2 separate regions of the Homo sapiens genome follow, and region 2 is linked to region 1. Evidence: read pairs that join two places in POLR2A ChIA-PET (ENCODE). Cell type or tissue: Panc1. All regions are shown on one strand. Each heading gives the region's core, and the rest is flanking DNA. Links, peaks and the distances in the headings are about the cores only.

Evidence for each region. ChIA-PET counts read pairs that join two places held together with the same protein. Peaks named below come from ENCODE experiments on the same cell type or tissue, not always from the same donor. Only the 100,000 strongest peaks of a DNase experiment are listed, where the experiment ranks them.
Region 2: POLR2A ChIA-PET joins it to region 1 with 9 read pairs; 3 of 35 experiments call an interaction of 5 or more read pairs at or near these places.

What each region holds. Positions count from the first base shown.
Region 1 is chr9:88,088,858-88,096,726 of GRCh38, forward strand. No RefSeq gene overlaps it. Among named protein-coding and RNA genes, the nearest start is that of LINC03026, 15 kb to the left of the region's middle. In Panc1, for the core only: no CTCF peak of the experiment used is centred there; no DNase peak of the experiment used is centred there; H3K27ac peaks cover 705 bases.
Region 2 is chr9:88,029,861-88,037,729 of GRCh38, forward strand. LOC124902201 (syncytin-A-like) reads right to left here. Exons shown (of 7, transcript XM_047424307.1): 7 at 7,608-7,869. Among named protein-coding and RNA genes, the nearest start is that of LINC03026, 44 kb to the right of the region's middle. In Panc1, for the core only: no CTCF peak of the experiment used is centred there; no DNase peak of the experiment used is centred there.

The DNA.
Region 1 (7,869 bases), core at 2,617-5,116:
TCAGGTTATGCACATAATAGGCTTTGTTAATTTAGAAATGTTAAATAACATTTCTAAAATAATTCTGCCCTGTGCCTTAGAAATACATTCTCAAAACAAAGGTGAATGGTCACTTGAAGTCCTAACCAGCTGAATGCACTAGCAAAACCTGTTAATGCTCTGCTGGGGTCAATTCTCATCATAGGCAGGTTTCGCTTGTTTGTTTGTTTGTTTTTGAGACAGAATCATGCTCTGTTGCCCAGGCTGGAGTGCAATGACACGATCTCAGCTCACTGTAACCTCCACCTCCCAGGTTCAAGTGATTCTCATGCCTCAGCCTCCTGAGTAGCTGGGATTACAGGTGTGCACCACCGCACCTGGGCTAATTTCTTGTATTTTTAGTAGAAACCGGGTTTTACCATGTTGACCAGGCTGATCCCGAACTCCCGGCATCAAGTGATCTGCCCACCTCGGCCTCCCAAAATGCTGGGATTACAGGCGTGAGCCTCCGCGCCCAGCCATCATAGGCAGTTTTAATGTCTGCCTTGAAGGGCCTGAGACAATAGCAATTTCACCCCCACCTCATGTTTTCCCATCAGGGCCTGGAGAAGGGCCCTGTTGGTGGCAGGCACAGCCAAGGACCCAGCTTTCCTATTTCTAAACTGAGAGATTTTGAATTGCTTCCTCCCTCTCTCAGTTGGTACACAACAATTCAGATAAGAGCTCCCTAGAATACAGAACCCAAATAAGCCACAAGGGCTTGTCCAAATTGCTGTGTGTCGTGGTCAGACAAGAACCCTGAGTTGAAAGGACTTTTCCAGACACATTCTTCAGTCCTCCAGAGTAAGTGTCCTCCCGTCCAGGTGCCTGTTCTCATGGCTCAAGGGGAAGGGACGAAGCATTCAACAGTCTTGTTTCTGGATGGGGACTGGGAATTTCCCCTCTATATCCCATGTCACTCAAACTATATGCAACGTGCTTCAAGCTGTCTTTCTCTGCCAGCAGCAGGTCCCCTCCCACTGTGGGAGTCTGCACGAAGGAGGGGACGCACTGCGTAGTGACAGAAAATCCGGGTAAGAAAAGATGACTGTGCAGGGAGAGGACTGGGGTCACAGGCTCCTTGAGAAGCATCAAGCTTATACTTTAGTAAAAAGCATTAAAGGTAAGTCACTGGAGAAACCAGGAATCCTAAACCGCTTTGCCTGCCTGCCAGCAGCCCTCACCTGCTGTGGGGTGCCGAGTCAGGGAGCAGCATCGAGACTTCAGAAGCCCATCGTGAAAATCCAGAGTGTTTTTATTGCCTCCTTGCCTGCATTTAAAACCAATCTATCCCCATCAAAATGGTGTTCAGGGCCTCCCATAGACCAGGAGGAATGCTCTGGCTGTTATGTCAACATTGTCCTTAGGCCTGTGAGGGTTGATCATCCCAACTGGGTCATTCTTGTCCTACCAAACTAAAGCAGAGATAAGAAGCGAGAAGCCAGTGGTTGGAGGGCAGGGGGGTGTGGGACAGGGCTGTGGGAAAAGCGCTCAGGGACCAAAACATTGCTCCCAGGGTGTCATCCTTTGCGAGTCTCGCTGCTGGAACTGCTTGTTGAAATCTGAAACCAGTTTTATCTCTAGCTTCTGAGATAACTTGCTGCAACTCTAGGACTAATTTTTCCCATTGCCATTGCTCAACAATCAGAGCTTGCCAGCTCTCCAGGAGCTTCCCAGTGTCAATGAACTTTCTCAAAGAACAATACGTAACATTGCGGAGCGTACCAGAGACCACCTGTTCTGTGTGTATGCCCCGAATTGTGATTCTCTCTTCCCAAATGAAACATTAAATTTAGATATTTGGGTCTACATTTATATTTTGACTTTGACAGGCTCTATGTATTTTACATTGTTACCATTCCATATCGATTCCTCTGTTTAAATTTTTTTTAAAAAACTCAAACCCTTGGCTGGACATGGTGGCTCACGCCTGTAATCCCAGCACTGTGGGAGGCTGAGGCAGGCAGATCACTTGAGGTCAGGAGTTTGAGAACAGCCTGGCCAACATTGTGAAACCCCATCTCTACTAAAAATACAAAAAATATCCAGGCGTGGTGGCAGGCACCTGTAGTCCCAGCTACTAGGGAGGCTGAGGCAGCAGAATCGCTTGAACCCGGGAGGCTGAGGTTGCACTGCGCCAGTATCACGCCATTGCACTCCAGCCTGGGCAAAAAAGAGGGAGACTCTGTCTAAAAAACAAACAAACAAACCCAAACCCTTTAAAACAATCCAAGAAATAGGCTAGTCACGGTGGCTCATGCCTGTAATCCCAGCACTTTGGGAGGCTGAGGTGGGCGGATCACAAGGTCAGGAGATCGAGACCATCCTGACTAACACGGTGAAACCCCGTCTCTACTAAAAATACAAAAAAATTAGCCGGGCATGGCGGCATGCACCTGTAGTCCCAGCTGGGGAGGCTGAGACAGGAGAATGGAGTGAACCCGGGAGGTGGAGCTTGCAGTGAGCTGAGATCGCGCCACTGCACTCCTACCTGGGTGACAGAGAGAGACTCTGTCTCAAAAAAAAAAAAAAAAATCCAAGAAATAAATTAGTAGCGTGATCTAAAAATGAGTCACTAATTCAAAATTGAATCCTCCTGAGATAATGCCTGCCAGGTGCTTAGAAGAGTGCCCAGGGTATATCAGGCACAAAGGGCTTACCAGCCATGGAGACTGTTAGGTTTCCAGATTATGAGGATGCCCATTGTAATTTTCACATTTGCTACAAGAGGTTGTCATGTGAACCTCACCTCGCCCCACGCAAACGTTGTTTAGCTATCAGCTAAGTGGACAATCACAACTCCATTAATATGATATGAATGGAAACCTTTCCATTTTAGTTACCATTTTGATTCTTCTGTCCAGTTTTTCTGTGTTAAACATATTATAAATATGAGCCTGTTTTCTAAATCTCAAAGCATATCTAAAATTCTCTTTTCTTTGAAGGGTATGAAATTCTAATCAGTTTTGGGAATTTGCTCATGTTGTCATTTATTTCACAAATACCTTCTCTGGAAAAGCCACTTTGTGTGGTTCTGATTTCTCTCTCTCTTTTCTAAATGTCTTTGATAAATTTAAGCATGTTTTTGTAGTCAGCCATTTCAAATAGTAAGCAAGGAATGAATTAAACACACACACATACTTTATTCTCTCAATCACAGGTCAGCAAATTTTTTCCATGAAAGGCCAGATAGTAAATATTTTAAGCTTTGCAAACCTCTATCACAACTACTCAACCTTGTTATTACAGTGGGAAAACAGCCCTAGACCAGTCCTGAATGAACGAGCATGGCTGTGTTCCAATAAAACTTTATTTTGGACATTTATTACAGTCACTAAAACTTGAACTTCACATACTTTTCACATGTCACTAAATATTCTTCTTCTCCCCACTGTCCTGCCCCCCCAGGCATTAAAAAATGTAAAAAAAACTATTTCTAGCTTATAGGTGGCATAAAAGAGGTGGTGGACTGTAGTTTGCTGCCTTCTGCTGTAAACTGTCGATGATTATGACCAATAAATTATTACTAATCGTTTTAGTGCTGTCACTAACAGTAAGCAGATGCCCACACAGCTAGATGACTTAGAGAAAGGGCCCCAGTGCTGAGGACATTTCCTCTCAACAAAGCCAGACAATTGAAAAATAGAAATTTTGATTAAAAATCTATTTTCTTCGGTTCCAATGATCTCTGTTTGTGGCTAGCTCCTGTTTGATTTCTGATCAGTAGTCTGGGATGGGCTATCTTACATGAACTTCCTGATGATCAGGAGATCTCTTTTTCTCTTCTGTATTCCTCATATTGAAACTGCCTCCCGCACTCCCCCCACGCCCCCCCCACCCCTCCGCAATTTTGTAAAATCAATTAAGAAAAAAGAAAATAAAATCCAACTAGGCTTGAAACAGCCATCTTTAGGTCGGCTTGCCCTTTGGCCCGCTTCTGGGTTGCCGTTCTGTGGATAAAGTCTGAGGCGCTGTGAGGCCATCAGCTTTCTGTTCGAGCTGCTTCTTCAGGTTCTGCTCAGCGACAGACACCAGCTGGTGTGGAGGGCCCAGGAGGAAGCTGGCTCAGGAAGGAATGCAGTTTCCACATCCTGATGATTTCATCCCCTCACCCAGACCAACTGACCATCCAAATTTCCCAGCCCCTCACCTCCACAAATCCCCTTAAAAACCTTTGCCCAGAACCCCTCAATGAAATGAGAGGCTTGAGAACTACCCCCCTTTCCTCACTGAGCACTAGTGATGACGAAACTGTTCTCTGCTGCAGCCCTCTACAGCTGTGTTTGTCTGTTGCACAGCAGACATGTGACCTGGGCACCATCTCACACTCTGACCCATGAGGCAGCCGCTGTACAGACTCGCCTCCTGGGCCCCTCTGGAGCCCCGTTTCTCTGCCGTCTGATTGCCTCTGGCCTGGCCCAGGTCTCTGTCAGCTCTAGCCTGCACATGGCCTGTGCACGGCTGGTCTCCTGGCTGTTTGTCTTCTTTGCTTTCTATCTACCTGCCCTTCACTCAACTCCAAAGGGAGCATCTGACCAGGACTCCTCCAGGTGTGAGACCCTGCCCTGACTTCCCTGTGGGTTGGGGGTATCTATTTCCTCTTCCTCGAAGATACATCTTGCCATTAGGTGACTGTGTAACTAATTCACAGGCAAAAAATGTGAATTTTTTTTTTTTTGAGACGGAGTCTTGCTCTGTCGCCAAGGCTAGAGTACAGTGGTGTGATCTCGGCTCACTGCAACCTCCACCTCCCAGGTTCAAGCAATTCTCTGCCTCAGCCTCCCGAGTAGCTGAGATTGCAGGCGCCCACCACCATACCGAGCTAATTTTTTTTTTTTTTTTTTTGTATTTTTAGTAGACGTGGGGTTTCACCATCTTGGCCAGGCTGGTCTTGAACTCCTGACCTTGCGATCCACCCACCTCAGCCTCCCAAAGTGCCGGGATTACAGGCGTGAGCCACCGTGCCCGGCCGAGAATGTGAATTCTTAATCCTCTTGTGCCTCAACTTCTTCTTCTGTAAAATGGGGCCAATTATGGGAGGACTGCCTGAGAGCATTTCCAGGTGCACTGAAGATGCATGAGAAATATTAGTTCCCTTCTCCTGTTTCTACTTTTTAGTCTCATCCCTGAGGCCAAGAGTGAAGTTGAAGAAGACACTTAATTCTCTGTGATGCATTCTTGAATAACGAAAAGCAAATATTGAAGTCTTTTATTCTCTAGCCTTAATAGCCTTGGTCTTTTTGACCACATTGAGACATCCTGGCTCCAGGTTCCTGTGCTTGAGGGCAGCTCTCTACCAAGGGTGCACCTGATGTAGCCCCCACTGAAGACCCAGCATCTGGAGCTGAAGGTAGCACCTTGAATGCAGTTTGGTCAGAGCCTTGTCTAGTGGGATTATTTTTCCCCTAACGTAATCAAATTTTCTAATAAAACACTCAGCATTACACCTTAAGGAATGAGAGAGCTGTAGTTTCTCAATTTGGTATATATATATTATATATATATAATCAATATATAATCAATCAGGTGATTGATTCTCTCACCTCAGCCTCCCGAGTAGCTGGGACAACAGGCACAAATCACCATGCTAGGCTAATTTTTTGTATTTTTAGTGAAGATGGAGCTTCGCCATGTTGCCCAGGCTGGTCTCGAACCCCTGAGCTCAAGTGATTGGCCTGTCTCGGCCTCCCAAAGTGCTGAGATTACAGGCATGAGCCACCACGCCTGGCCCCCAATTTGGCATATTTTAAAAGAAGGAAATGGGTAATGAAATCATTTTGAAAGAAAAGTGCCTGGAATAACTGTTTTGTACAAAATGTTAAAAATTTAATGAAAAAAAGAAGCTTTGTAGACAAATAGAGAGCTGGGAAGTGGCAGGAACTCTGATCATTATTTGAGCAAGCTCTTTGCTCCTGTGTCATGACTGACACCACAGCTTATCTTGATAGAGCTATGAGATGACTGCGCTCATGTGTTCATTCATGCCAAGAATCTTGTGATATTGCTACTAGCACCTTGAAATGCATTAAACTATAATTTTGATAATTTTCAATAAAATATATGACAACTTTATCAAAGGGAATGGGGGTCTTCTTGTTATAATAAATGTTTCCTTTTTGGTTTGTAATTCTGAAGGAGATATATGTCTTCAAATTTGACCCCCAGGAGACAGGCAGCTGGTGCAGCATAATCTCTCCCATTCTCCCATTCCTGCTGAGGAGAGGCAGAAGTCTAGATCGGGGGTCGTGAAGTAAGCTGTCAGCTGTGATAGCTTTGGAGCTGTTAACCACTGCACCAAGGCTAACCCTTCCCTCTGAAAGATTTTCATCCTGGGCCCACGAACCTGCCTCTTCCTTGCAGCTGTGTGACTGTCCCAGCTTGCTCATCTGTGGATATCAAGTCCTTCCCCAGCCTGTTGCTCTCACCACACCTATATCAAGACTGACCTGCTGCATATCTTCCCATCAGCTAGAAAATCACCACTGTGAGATCTAAGCTAAGAGTCCTCTTCTCACAAGAAGCAGCTTCCGTATCACGAGAGTTGTACAGCATGGTCACAGGTCAAGATGCTCAAGAACAGGGATCAAAATCCCCAGTGAGATGCCAACTTTTAGATAGGCTGGCCCAACCCAAAATGTCTGGCAGAACTTTCATGTTGTGTAACTTTGGGTCAAAAAAGAAATTCTGTGGCCAAAATTAAACTACATTTTTTTGTTATTGAAAGTACTGAGACTTTCTGCCAGGCGCGTTGGCTCACGCCTGTAATCCCAGCACTTTGGGAGGCTGAGGCGAATGGATCACGAGGTCAGGAGTTCGAGACTAGCCTAGTCAGCATGGTGAAACCCTGTGTCTACTAAAAAATTAGCCGGGCATGGTGGCACATGCCTGTATCCCAGTTACTCGGGAGGCTGAGGCAGGAGAATTGCTTGAACCCGGGAGGCAGAGGTTGCAGTGAGCCAAGATCATGCCACTGCACTCCAGCCTGGACAACAGAGCAAGACTCTGTCTCGAAAAAAAAAAAAAAAAGGAAGTACTCAGACTTTCATGAAATGTCTGTTGTTTGATTGAGAAAAAATTTTATAAAAAGATGAGACAAAAACGTCCAAGGAATTTTCTCTTTGGAGAAAATGTTTTCCAGTGGAAAACGACATGCAGAGAAGGCCTTTGGTGTGTTACTGGTGGGCTGATCCCAGACTCCCCAGTCCATTTTGAACAAGCATCAGTGTTGAAGCTTTGACCTCACTGTGATGTCAGGGAAGATGCCTGCTGGCCAGGGAGCTTTCTCCCAGACATTGCCACCTTAGCAAGGTCTCTACTGCCTAGTGTCCACAGTTATTTTCCATAGACCCATAGCTATAAACTCAAGTTAACCAAACTCTCAAGAGACCTCAAACACGAAATATATATATATATATATATATATATATATATATATATATATATATATATATATATTTTTTTTTTTTTTTTTTTTTTTTTTGCGATGGAGTCTCGCTCTGTCACCCAGGCTGGAACGCAGTGGCACGATCTCAGCTCACTGCAACCTCCACCTCCTGAGTTCAAGCGATTTTCCTGTCTCAGCCTCCTGAGTAGCTGGGACTACAGGCACACGCCACCACGTCTGGATAATTTTTTGTTTTTAGTTGAGATGGGGGTTCACCATGTTGGTCAGGCTGGTCTTGAACTCCTGACCTCAGGTGATCCACCTATGTTGGCCTTCCAAACTACTGGGATTACAGGCATGAGCCACCATGCCTGGCCCTAATTTTTTAAATTCGGAGTGAATAGAGGACCAGAAGCACAGTTCTGCTGTGTTGCACATTCTCTGCCCTCAATATGGGAAGTCCGTTA
Region 2 (7,869 bases), core at 3,639-6,138, 58 kb before region 1:
GATTACAGGCATGAGCCACCATACCCAGCCTGCCTGCTCTTTCAAATGGAATCCTACAGTTGTCACATCTGGGGTACGTGCACTATTGTCTTTATTGTAAAGGAAAACTGGCATTTACATGGTGTCTCAGTTTGCTTGGGCTATTGTAACAAAGTACAGCAGGTCCTAGAATAAGGTCATTTTGTTTTTATTTATTTTGAGACAGGGTCTTGCTCTGTTGCCCAGACTGAAGTGCAGTGGCACAATCATGGCTCAAGTGATCTTCCTCCGTCTCAGCCTCCCAAGCAGCTGGGACAACAGGCCCCTGCCACTATTTCTGGCTAATTTTTAAAAAATATTTTTTGTAGAGACTGGAGTCTTCCTGTGTTGCCCAGTCTGGTCTCAAACTCCTGTGCTGAAGCGATCCTACTGCCTCAGCCTCCCAAAGTGCTAGGATTATATCCATGAGCCACCTCCCCTGGCCTCAACAGGTCTTTATTATAAGGTCGATGAGAAAAGAATAATCCTCACCTGGGGCCACTACCTGTGTTGGAGTCTGTCTGCATGTTCTCCCCATGTCTGTGTGGGTTTTTTCTGGGTGCTCTCGTTTCCTCCTTGATCCCATGATTGTGCCCATTAGGTGAACTGATGTGTCTACGTGGTCCCAAGGTGAGTGAGGGTGGGCATGTGTGTGAGTGCGCCCTGCAAAGGGAGAAGCGTGCTGTAGGAACTTAACTCTTGTTTATATCAATTAGCCTATTGATTAGAAAATTGATTTTGTTATACATCATTTCACTTAAAGTTAGTTTCCAAGAACTTACTGACAATGTTAAGTGAGGGCTTTCTGTATCACAGACTGGACAGCTTAAACAACAGAAATTTGTTTTCCCACAATTCTGGAGCCCGGAAGTCTGAGATCAAGGCATCTGCGGTGTTGTTCTTTCCTGAGTCCTCTCTCCTTAGCTTTGCAGATGGGCGTCCTTGCCCTGTGTCCTCATCTCCTCTTCTGATAAGGAACACCAGTCATATTGGATTAGGTTCCACCTTAAGGACCTCAGTTAACCTTAGTTACCTCTTTATTTTTTATTTTAATTAATTAATTAATTTATGTATTTATTTTGAGACAGAGTCTCACTGTGTCACCCAGGCTGGAGTGTAGTGGCTCACTGCAACCTCTCCCTCCCGGGTTTAAGCAATTCTCCTGCCTCAGCCTCCTAAGTAGCTGGGACTACAGGCATGCGCCACCACACCCAGATAATTTTTGTAGTTTTAGTACAGGCAGGGTTTCTCCATGTTGGCCAGGCTGGTTTCGAACTCCTGACCTCAGGTGATCTGCCCGCCTTGGCCTCCCAAAGTGTTGCAATTACAGGTGGGAGCCACCACGCCTGGCCTGTTATCTCTTTAAAGACCCTGCCTCCAAATACAGTCACATTCTGAGACGCTGGTGGTTGGGACTTCAACACACGAATTTCGGGTGTCCAGAGGACAGAGTATTATCTGCCATAGCAAACTGACACACACGGCTTCCAGCCAGGAGCATCTTGGAAAAGCTTTTGTCAGAAAGTGAGTCCAGGACTTGGCAACTATACCATGTGTGTCCCCTCTGAAGGGGACAAAGCCCAACCAGTTATTAACCACTCATGTGGGGTGCCTTTGGTTAATTAGAGTAAAGGGAGTCCAGTGGTAGGTGTTCTACTTCCAAGGAACAAGACACTGATAGATTTACAATGTTTAGTAACAGCTAAATCACAGATGTTGATGGGACCCTGATGTCTTTGGTTTTAAAATGGTAAATATGTTTCCTGAAGTATGAAAAACCTCCTATGTAGCAAATGCTGAGAAATACCATGGTGACAGTATTTTTGTGAGCCTGTCACCACAGACAGAGCCAGTGCAATAATGCATCAGTCCCCTTCACCAGCCTCATGCTCTTCTTTATTCTAAAGAAGTGAGCAGGGAGAGGGCCACGGTCCAGTATGGGAAAATGAGCCCTTTCAATGACAAAATTTAAATGTAATGAGCATTAAATGAGCATATTAATTCACAGGAGCAGTTGGTGCTTCTGCCTGAAAGTGGAGAAACGCATGTTTCCAGGGAAGCAGAGACACAGTGGCAGGGTGACACAGCCAGTGCTCACACAGCATCCCTCCGGTGGGCAATCCGCAGTGCAAGGCCACCACACAGCAATGCCACTCCACTGGCAGGGGCTTTGTAGCAGGGATTCTCAAAGGGCATCCTCACACAGCAGCATCGCCGTCAGCTGGAAAAGTATCAGAAATGCAGATTCTTGGCCAGGTGCCATGGACCATGCTTATAATCCCAACATTTTGGGAGGCTGAGGCGGGAGGATCACTTGAGCCCAGGAGATCGAGGCTGCAGTGAGCCGTGATTGTGCCACTGCACTCCAACCTGGGCAACGGAGCTGAGATCCTGTCTCAAAAAATGCAGATTCTTGGGCCCCATCCCAGATCCACTGAATCAAGAACTCTGGGTGTGGGCACAGCAATCAGTATTTGAACCTCTGTGTAGGTAGAGCAAAAATGCAAGACACACAGTTACATTTCATTTTAGATAAGTGACATCATTTTTTAATATGAGTATGTCTCAATTATTGCATGGGACATGTTTAATACTAAAATGATTTGTTGTTTAACTGAAATTCACCTTTAGCTGGGGTACTGTTTTGTTTGTTTGTTTGTTTGTTTTTTAGACAGAGTCTCTCTCTTTCGCCTAGGCTGAAGTGCAGTGGCGTGATCTTGGCTCACTGCAACCTCCACCTCCCAGGTTCAAGTGATTCTCCTGCCTCAGCCTCCCGAATAGCGGGGATTACAGGCACATGCCACCACGTCCGGCTAATTTTTGTATTTTTAGTAGAGACAGGGTTTCACTATCTTGGCCAGGCTAGTCTTGAACTCCTGACCTCGTGATCCACCCACCTCGGCCTCCCAGAGTGCTGGGATTACAGGCATGAGTCACCGCGCCCGGCCTGGGGTTCTGTATTGTATCTGGCAGCTCTGCCTCCAGGGGATTCTGATTCATGCTGAAATTTGGGAACCACCGGCATGGAGGCTTTGCCTAGGTCCAAAGCCCTGTTCTGACCATTTCAATGATGAAGAAAGTGTCTGATCCTCACATTCATTTCCCTGTTACCCTCTTTACCTCCCTGTTTCCCTGTTACCCTCTTACCTCCATCCTTCTTGTCTGATTTGCTCTGTTCACTCATTTACATTTCCTGTGCCTTTTCACATTCGTGACTTCTTAGTTCTGTCTGTGATTTTATAAAGATAACTCCCAAATAAAAATTGCATGGATCTACTGTTTATTGGTTGTAGCTAACTCAGCCAGAGGTTAGACTGTGCATATTTTGACACAGCAACTTGCCCAGGTTCATAAGTGCATTTATAAGACCCTTCTGCATCAGGTTTCCTGCCTGCATATGTACATATTAAGTAGCTCTAGTTACTGAGGACTATGAACTCAAAGGAAAGGAAAACTCCATGCTTAAAAATGGTTGAAGAACATGCTCTTGCATTGATTCTGGGTTGGACTCAGCTACATGGAACTGTTGATGTTTAAAGAACCTTAAATGTGGGAGGTAGAGGAAATGGTGTATTGTATTGTTTATGACAGGTAATAACGAACCACCAAGGTTAATTGGATGATTGACTGAGGTATTCGTTGGCCAAGGGCCTAAGAGCATTATGTAGTATTTTGCCAGCATGTTATACAGAGAAATGGAGATTAAGTATTCTCTATTCTTGGCTGGATATGGTGGCTCACGCCTATAATCCCAGCACTTTGGGAGGCTGAAGCAGGTAGATTGAGCTGAGGAGTTTGAGACCAGCTTGGTCAACATGGTGAAATGTCGTCTCTACAAAAAATACAAAAATTAGCCAGGCATGGTGGTGCACTTCTGTAGTCCCAGCTACTCAGGAGGCTAAGGTGGGAGGATGGCTTGAACCCAGGAGGTTGAGGCTGCAGTGAGCCGAGATCACACCACTGCACTTCAGCTGGGCGACAGAGTGAGACCCTGTCTCAAAAAAAAAAAATTTTTTTTCAAGTATTCTCTATTCTTGTTAATGGCACATTTAATTACAAACAGAAAACCTCAGCCCCTAATGTCTGATGAAGGCTTTTTATTTTTACTTTTTATTTTTATAAGCTCTGTTAGACTTGAGAAAGCTTTTTAAATTTTCTTTTTTTTAAGCAGAATCTGATCAAATATTCAATATAACAGGAAACAGTGCATTTTATGCTTAAGGAGAAGAAAATGTAGCACATCATGATTTAGGTTTTTAATACATTTCTATTTTGCAGATTGGGATTGAGACAGTTATGTTTGGTTTGGACAGTGACCCCAGTGTGATGATTGTCTGTGTGGCCTTAATGTTGATCAGGGTTGTTCTCATGAAAGATCACTTCAAGATCCATACAACCAAGATTTCAGGACTGTTGGCAAAATAGGGGAAAGTAAGTCACTATGGTGACGCAGACACTCAAAAACATCTGCATCGGGAAACTACTTCATTTGGGTTTATAACGACCCCCTTTTTTTTTTTTTGAAATGGAGTTTTGCTCTTTCACCCAGGCTGGAGTGCAGTGGTGCGATCTCAGCTCACTGTAACTTCCTCCTCCCAGGTTCAAGCAATTCTCCTGCCTCAGCCTCCCAAGTTTATAGGCTCCGGCTAATTTTTGTATATATATATATATTTTTTGAGACGGAGTCTCGCTCTGTCACCCAGGCTGGAGTGCAGTGGCGCCATCTTGGCTCACTGCAAGCTCTGTCTCCCAGGTTCACGCCATTCTCCTGCCTCAGCCTCCTGAGTAGCTGGGACTACAGGCACCCGCCACCATGCCCAGCTAAATTTTTGTATTTTTAGTAGAGACATGGTTTCACCATGTTAGCCAGGATGGTCTCGATTTCCTGACCTTGTGATCTGCCCGCCTAGGCCTCCCAAAGTGCTGGGATTACAGACATGAGCCACATCGCCCGGCTGCCTAATTTTTGTATTTTTAGTAGAGACAGGGTTTCACCATGTCGGCCAGACTGGTCTCGAACTCCTGACTTCAGGTGATCCACCCACCTTGGCCTCTGAAAGTGCTGGGATTATAGGCGTGAGCCACCACAGCAGGCTATAATGACCACTTTTTACATAGTAGTCAATATAATGCATTTGATGCATATTGATTTTTATCTTGTAGAAACAGCAGTTAGACAAAAACATGGACAAATCCAATATAGTTGCAGAATAGAATGCAAGTGGGCAAGTCTCAGTGCTGTCAAAATTGGAGTGCTGCTGGCCAGAGCTAGGAGGGGCCGCTGCGCTGGCGACCGAGCAGCAGGTGCTGATGCTCTCACATAGTCCAAGGGCAAGTTCAGTTGACAAAACAAGAAATGGAGTTTTGAGATTATTATTTGAAAGTGTAAAGATAAGCAATAAAAGAATCAAAAGGAACTGAGGATTTATAGAATAGTAATAAAAGGGAAACTATAGGATTTTAAAGAAGAATCATAGAGTTAACCACCAGAAAAGTATTAACATGTGTTCCCAGCTTTGACAGAAAACTTTTTCTTTCTTTTTTTTTTTTTTTTGAGTTGGAGTTTCGCTCTTGTTGCCCAGGCTGGAGGGCAATGGCGTGATCTCGGCTCACTGCAACCTCTGCCTCCCAGGTTCAAGCGATTCCCCTGCCTCAGCCTCCCGAGTAGCTGGGATTACAGGCATGCGCCACGCCCAGCCAACTTTATATTTTTAGTAGAGATGGGATTTCTCCATGTTGGTCAGTCTGGTCTCGAACTTCCGACCTCAGGTGATCTGCCCACCTTGGCCTCCCAAAGTGTTGAGATTACAGGTGTGAGCCACTGTGCCCGGCCTAGGAAAGCTTTTCTTTACCAATAGATCTGAGTGGTGGGGAGGTGGAGAGGATGGCAATTTAATTGACAATAGAAAGAATAACAGCAGAAAAGTTCGCTTTCACTGTATTTAGGAGCACTCCAAAAGGAGTGGCTCCAGGAGCCGCCAGGGGTGAGAGTTCATACATCAGCATCGTAAAAATAGGGTGGTTAGGACTTTGGAGGGAAGTATGGAAGGTTTTCAGAGGGCTTGCTTACACAGGGTTTACTCTTGGTGTTAACAGGCACCTTGAGAGGGGATGTATGGCAGCTTCATGATCAGAAATCTCTGCCTTTAATCATATATGGGAAGCTCAAAAAAGGCCTCTAGGCTGAGTGCAGTGGCTCACCCCTGTAATCCCAGCACTTTGGGAGGCCGAGGCGGGCGGATCACTTGAGGTCAGGAGTTTGAGACCAATCTGGCCAACATGGTGAAACCCTGTCTCTACTAAAAATACAAAAATTAGCAAGGTGTGGTGGTGTGCACCTGTAATCCCAGCTACTTGGGAGGCTGAGGCAGGAGAATCGCTTGAATCCAGGAGGTGGAGGTTGCAGTGAGCTGAGATTGCACCACTGCACGCCAGCCTGGGTGATAGAGAGAGACTCCGTCTCGGAAAAAAACAAACAAACAAAAAAAGTATCTAGCTGTGTCTGCTGTATCTCAGATGTCTTCAGTCTAAAGCAGGGGTCTCCAACTCCCGGACCATGGACTGGAGCTCGTCTGTGGCCTATTAGGAACGGGGCCACACAGCAGGAGGTGAATGGTGGGTGGGTGAGCCAGCATTACCTGTCAGATCAGCAGCGGCACTAGATTCTCATAGGAGCACAAACCCTATCGTGAACTGCACATGTGAGGGATCTAGGTTGCTTGCTCCTTATGAGAATGTAACTAATGCCTGATGATCTGAGGTGGAGCAGTTTCATCCTGAAACCATCCCCCAACCCAACCCCGGGTTAAAAATTGTCTTCCACAAACCCGGTCCCTGGCGCCAAAAAGGTTGGGGACTGCTGGTCTAAAGCAATCTTTCTTGCCTCCTGGTGGGTTGTGGGTCCTTTCACTGGGAAGCTGCATTCCAGGTGGGGATGAGCAGGGCAAAGGAAATTTTCATCATAAACTTTTCTATGCAAAAGTTTACAATGTGCAATTTGATTTCCTTCCATGCCCTTAAATTACATCAATCAAAGAGAAAAGGGGAGAAGAGCCCCAGCCCAGCTTGATCCAGTGAGCTATGTTTGGAGAGGAAGCTCTGGGCAGGGGCTGGGGAAGGTGGTGTTGGATCCTGTTGGGGGACAGGCCAGGGAATCTGTGAGACAGATGATGGATGTGATGGGATGTGCCAGCAGAGGCCGGCGGGGCCAGCGCATCCCTCCTACCTTCCTCCCTTCTGTGGACACTTGGGGGAAGTCGTAGGTGACTAGTGAGTTAAAAAATGAATTACCAATGAGTAATTAGTTACTGATGAGGTTTTAAGGTTGTAATTATTAATTAATTCATGAGTTATTAGAGGAGGGTTAGCTATTAATGAGATGCTCTCTAACTCCAGTTCCTATGTTTCTGTGTTCCAGCTTCTAAAAAGAATAAACTTGGAATTAACTTTCAAATGTTATTATGCTTTAAAATTGTATCTGTCAAACCTCACAGTTACCTCAAAGTAGACATTTTTTAAAACAAGTAGAATATTCACTGTTGGAAACAAATGCTCAGTGCTACAAAGTGAAACCAGCACTCAGACAAAAGTTTTCTCAGCAAGGCAATTTACTTCTGCAGAAGGGTGCTGCCTGCATCAATCATGATCACAGGAGCACACTGAACAAAGGAAGGAAAAGGTTTTTATCCCTAACACAGTCCCTACCTCTGTGTCACTCCCCCAGGGGCTGGGGTTGGACCGCTCATTCTAAGTTGACCCGATTGGCTATTTGTGAATACTTTTCCAAATAAGGAAGGGAAGGGGGATGTGAGTTACAGTGGTGGGAAGTGCAGTTTCAGTGGGAAGAATGGG